Linked DNA regions of Homo sapiens: region 2 is linked to region 1. Evidence: read pairs that join two places in POLR2A ChIA-PET (ENCODE). Cell type or tissue: PC-9. All regions are shown on one strand. Each heading gives the region's core, and the rest is flanking DNA. Links, peaks and the distances in the headings are about the cores only. Region 1 overlaps ZCCHC14 (zinc finger CCHC-type containing 14). Region 2 overlaps LOC105371399 (a long non-coding RNA gene).

Region 1 (2,914 bases), core at 209-2,708:
GTGTGTGCTTCATATTCTGAGACAAAGACCTAGTGAAATAAAACAGCCTTTTTTAAAATTTTTATTTTCAGTACATTAAATTTACTCATAAAAACATTCTAAAAATGTACAATTTGTCCTTTTTAACAAAGTATAATAAAACATAAAAACCCCAAAAACAGAATACTTGACATTTACAATTCAAAATCAAATTAGCGGAATATTAAATATTTACAAAACTATATCTTTTAAAAATATTTATAAAGTTACATGCAATTTTGTAGAATTGACAAAAGAATGGCTCAAAAATGGGAGAATTTTCCTTCATTCCTAAAAAGAAAATATGTCCAATAGAAGCTGTGAAGGTATCGAGTACACAAGGTGTCCAGTTTCAGTACCAAAGCCTTCTCTTTTTGTGCACGTAAGACTCACACATGTGATGAGGGCTTGTTACAACGCACGTGAGGCCGCGGCGGATGGCCACTGCCCCCTTCCTTGGTGAACAGTGGAGCAATGTTAACCTTTGGCCTCAACCAGCACAGTATATGGTTTTCTAGAATATTGCGAGTGTTGAGTGTTGATTAAAGATGCTTTCATTCAGACCCTTGGGACTTTTCAACAAATTCGCCTCTTCAGAACCCATGGCTTTCAGTGCCACCTGACTCATTCTTTGGAAGTCACCTGCATGCTGGAAATGGCAGCCACCCCCGCTCAGGTCGCACAGGACTCTCCTCTGGGACAGCAGTCGAGTCAAGCAGGGAGACGGCTTTCCTCACAACCTTGAAGACCATCAGTCATCATGATGTACAACGAGCAAGGCATAAAATAAAACACTGGGAAGCAGGAAGAGTGACAAGAAAATGACAGGGAGCAAGGAGGGTGCAACCCAGTTCCCATCTGGCAAGTGCCTAAAGCCCCGCTCAGCCTCTGTTCCAGCTGGGTGATGTTTAGGCAAAGTCACTACCCCGCCCCACTACTGTGCCCCAAGACAGAGTCTGTGGTATAAACTAACTGTGCTGACTTTGGGCAATAAAGGACCTAGAATTCTAAGTACTGAATTAAAAATACAGAACCTACTAACACTACTGTATTAACAAGCTGACTCCTGTAATCTTTTGGAGATGACAGATGATACTGGTTTTTAAAATACCCAATCACATATATGCATTCAAGAAAATATTTTGTCTTTATTTTTATTACAAGTGCGCTAGCTCCCATTTCCTCAGTGCTCTTTAGCAATGAGTTTTTATGTTAAACACTTCCAACTGTCAGTATTACCATGAAATCAACATTAGAAAATAAGGTAGAAAACTGAGTGTTTTGCTTAAAAAATAAAAAAGGATTAAATAGCTGTTGTATCCAAACATCACGTTCTGCTTCCATCTCTACATTCCACTTTCCCCATTCTTGGAGATTAAAAAAACAGGGTTAGAAACTTTAATATCTGACAGACTACAAAGGGCAAAGACGTGGCACATGGCCAGTGCCACACCTACCTGGTTGCCACAGCATTCTGAAACAGACCACACTTTCAGGAAAATGACTAAGTACTTGAAAGGGTCAGTATGTTCTGTGTTTTCAGATGAGGAAGTCTGATGACCGCAAAACGCTCTTCAGACGCGCCGACCTTGGTGGCTTTTGGAGAGATGCATCCGAGCTCGCTGCTGGCAAACTCTCAAGTCCAAGTGTGCGGCTCCCTCCGGAAAGAGGCCTCACGGATGGGTGGTTCCATTTTCTCTGCGCTGTGTAGCTCCTACTTACAGCTGACGATTCTCGACTTCGGACGGCCTCCCTGGAGATGTCACACGCCGCCCATGCACGTTCAAGACGACTGGCAGCTCCGCAGAGGCCTTCGCTGCTGGGAACACAGCCGTGACAGTGTCGGAACTCATCTACCTCAACGCTGAATGGCAGGCTCCAAGTTGAAAAGTTTCTGTTTTAATGTTTTGCTGGATTTAAGGTTAACCTCTAATACTTATCAAAATAGTTACGTGGGTAACAACAGACGCTTTCATTCCCCTATACTGACCACTAAAACAAAAATTCCAATGTTTTTTCCTTTTGTTATGAGACGGTTTTCAACAATTTCAGTGTTGAAATAGGATTTATTTAAAATATTTCTTTGCTTAAAAAAACCAAAAAATTTAAAAGTTTGGCTTTCAGCACATATCCAGGCCACTGTAATGGCCTTCAGAAATATTAAAATCGTAAACATCAATGAACACTCTAAGTCTTCCTTAAACGTAATATGAGAAGGTCCAGTCTAGTACTCTTTAAGGCAAAGTTGTGTCAGTTCTCATTATTTTGACATTTTGTAGTGTTTACAATTTAAGAGATCAACGTAACATTCCCCTAAATAGCTGTTGTAATAAGCATCACCATTACTTCAACACTGTAATACTGTGTACCATGAGGAGAAGAGGTCTGTTAATTCTGCATTGCATAGAAATAAAATTCAACTAAAATAAAACTAAAAAATTCTACTAAAAGCCTGTCATAAAAAAAATGTAACAACTTTCTGCTTTAGTTTCTATGAAGTTAGGAACTGCTCTTCAAATTGAACGCTCACATCACAAGGCCTCATTCTAGGGTATTCTTCTGATTTACATCAATTTTTCATGAGGCTGATTGTCCCATTTTAAGAATAGTCTGAATATTATAATTTTTTTTAAAATAAATATCCAACTGCAAAATCCCAACTGCAAGATTTTACCAATCAGTATTTTAACATTGAAGACTTTAGCATTTTCGATAAGAGTATTATTTGAGCAGAAAATTCCCTTTAACCTTGAAGATTTAAGTCCGTAAATTTCAGACAAAAGGCTTTCATTTCCGTGGGTTGAAATTTAGAGATCTACAGTGAGGACTTTTATTACTACCTAACCAAAACCAGACTTGCACAGATCTCGCAGCTCTCGGGTGTGTGGCCTCTTCC
Region 2 (2,914 bases), core at 330-2,829, 360 kb after region 1:
AATCAAGTGAAACAATAATAAAGCTTAGGAAAGAGGCCAGGCGCGGTGGCTCACGCCTGTAATCCCAGCACTTTGGGAGGCTGAGGCGGGTGGATCACGAGGTCAGGAGATCAAGACCATCCTGGCTAACACGGTGAAACCCCGTCTCTACTAAAAATACAAAAAATTAGCCGGGCGCGGTGGCGGGCGCCTGTAGTCCCAGTACTCGGGAAGCTGAGGCAGGAGAATGGCGTGAACCCGGGAGGCGGAGCTTGCAGTGAGCCAAGATCGCACCATTGCACTCCAGCCTGGGCGACAGAGTGAGACTCCGTCTCAAAAAATAAAAATTAAAAATAAATAAAATAAAGCTTAGGGAAGTAAAAAAGCAAAACACAAAGGCTTTTTTTTTTTTTTTTTGAGACAGAGTCTCACTCTGTCACCCAGGCTGGAGTGCAGTGGCACTATCTCAGCTCACTGCAACCTCCGGCTCCCAAGTTCTTACCTCAGCCTCCCAGGTAGCTGGGATTACAGGCATCTGCCACCACACCCAGCTAATTTTTGTATGTTTTATAGAGACAAGGTTTCACCATGTAGGCCAAGCTGGTCTCAAACTCCTGACCTCACGTGATCCACCCGACTGGGCATCTTAAAGTGCTGGGATTACAGGCGTGAGCCACCATGCTGGCCTTACTGAATTTTTCCCACTTCTTTGAATCCATTCCAGAGAGAGGAATAATAAGATTTCCAACTATAATCAGGGATTTATCTATGTGTTGCTTATATACAATAAACTGTATATATTTCAAGTGTGCACAGGTGGCTGGGGTGAGGCAGGTGGCTGCTGAGGAGCAAGAGGGATCTACAGTTGTCCCCTGCCCTATGAGAAGGGCCACCCACTCAGGAGGGGCCTCAAGGGATGATGAGAAATGAGTATGGAATTTGTCAGCCTTGAAGTTCCAAATTGGAAACCTGGAAACATGTGTCCCGTCTTCTTCATCAAGATTGTCCAATTTTTTTTCTTTTTTTTTTTTTTTTTTTTTGAGACGGAGTCTCACTCTGTCTCCCAGGCTGGAGGGCAGTGGCGCTATCTCGGCTCACTGCAAGCTCCGCCTTCCGGGTTCACGCCATTCTCCTGCCTCAGCCTTCCAAGTAGTTGGGAAAACAGGCGCCCGCCACCATGCCCGGCTAATTTTTTTTTGTATTTTTAGTAGAGACGGGGTTTCACCATGTTAGCCAGGATGGTCTCGATCTCCTGACCTCGTGATCCGCCCGCCTCAGCCTCCCAAAGTGCTGGGATTACAGATATGAGCCACCGCGCCCGGCCGATTTTCCAGTGTCATAGCATAAAGCAATAAGTGATGTTCTTCTAATTAAAACAATAAATTAAAGTGTAGAATTTAATATGTATTAATACTATCAAGGTCTGGCCAGGCACAGTGGCTCACGCCTGTAATCTCAGCACTTTGGGAGGCCGAGGCAGGCAGATCACAAGATCGGGAGATCGAGACCATCCTCGCTAACACAGTGAAACCCCGTCTCTACTAAAAATAGAAAAATTAGCCAGGCGTGGCGGCATGTGCCTGTAGTCCCAGCTGCTGGAGAGGCTGAGGCAGGAGAATGGCGTGAACCCGGGAGGCAGAGCTTGCAGTGAGCTGAGATCGCGCCACTGCACCCCAGCCTGGGCGACAGAGTGAGATTCCATCTCAAAAAAAAAAAAAATACTATCAAGGTCAAATAAAAATATAGAGATGGATCTCTAAACAAAACACCTTGTATGGGAATCATAGAATTATATTTTGAGGCATATCCACAGGCTGGGGTGAACTTCAATATGTCCAAAGAACAAAGAGAAGGTTGGGGGTTTTATTAAAAAGAGAAATGTGGCCAGGCGCGGTGGCTCATGCCTGTAATTCCAACACTTTGGGAGGTCAAGGTGGGTGGATCATTTGAGATCAGGAGTTCAAGACCAGCCTGGCCAACATGGTGAAACCCCATCTCTACTAAAAATACAAAAGTTAGCTGGACGTGGTGACATATGCCTGTAATCCCAGCTACTCGGGAGGCTGAGGCAGGAGAACTGCTTGAACCTGGGAGGCAGAGGTTGTAGTGAGCCAAGACTGTGCCACTGCACTCCAACCTGGGCAACAGAGTGAGACTCCGTCTCAAAAAAAAAAAAAAAAAAAAAAAAAAGAAATGTGGCTGGGCATGATGGCTCACACCTGTAATCCTAGCACCTTGGGAGGCCAAGGTGGGCAGATCATTTGAGGTCAGGAGTTCAAGACAAGCCTTGCCAATATGGTGAAACCCGTCTCTACTACAAACACAAAAATTAGCTGGGCGTGGTGGCACACACCTGTAATCCCAGCTACTCGGGAGGCTGAGGCAGGAGAATCACTTGAACCCGCGAGATGGAAGTTGCAGTGAGCTGAGATCGCACCGAGATCACCTGGGTGACAGAGCGAGACTCAGGCTCAAATAAATAAATAAATAAATAAATAAATAAATAAAATAAAAAGAAACTCTTGATTAGTTTCCATTTTTCTAGGGTTTTACAAAATGGAATCCTACAGCCAGGGACAGTGGCTCCCACCTGTAATCCCAGCACTTTGGAAGTCTGAAGTGAGTAGATCACCTGAGGTCAGGAGTTCAAGACCAGCCTGGCCAACATGGCAAAACCCCATCACTACTAAAAATATAAAAATTGGCCAGGCTGTGAGATCGTCTCCCATAGCATTGAGCTGATTTCTGTGGTTCCTTAGGTCATGGGGGTAGGGTGAGGCCTGCTTCAATCTTACCCTTTTGGGGCAGAACTCTTGAAATCTTGGCTTAATCTGGGGAGTTCTCTCTTAGATCCCACCTTGGACACCCTTGGATTTGATTATGTTTTTCTTGCCCTTGGAGGCTGTCAAAACCAAAGGTAAGTATGGCAAGATCG

What was found. Peaks named below come from ENCODE experiments on the same cell type or tissue, not always from the same donor. Only the 100,000 strongest peaks of a DNase experiment are listed, where the experiment ranks them.
Region 2: POLR2A ChIA-PET joins it to region 1 with 5 read pairs; 6 of 35 experiments call an interaction of 5 or more read pairs at or near these places.

Annotation. Positions count from the first base shown.
Region 1 is chr16:87,406,203-87,409,116 of GRCh38, forward strand. ZCCHC14 (zinc finger CCHC-type containing 14) reads right to left here. Exons shown (of 13, transcript NM_015144.3): 13 at 46-2,914. Among named protein-coding and RNA genes, the nearest start is that of MAP1LC3B, 15 kb to the left of the region's middle. RefSeq lists enhancers at 980-2,179, 1,500-1,939. In PC-9, for the core only: no CTCF peak of the experiment used is centred there; a DNase peak (open chromatin) is centred at 1,539.
Region 2 is chr16:87,769,604-87,772,517 of GRCh38, forward strand. All of the region lies in intron 1 of LOC105371399 (a long non-coding RNA gene), which reads left to right. The region is part of intron 3 of LOC102724467 (a long non-coding RNA gene); the gene reads right to left. Among named protein-coding and RNA genes, the nearest start is that of KLHDC4, 5.1 kb to the left of the region's middle. In PC-9, for the core only: no CTCF peak of the experiment used is centred there; no DNase peak of the experiment used is centred there.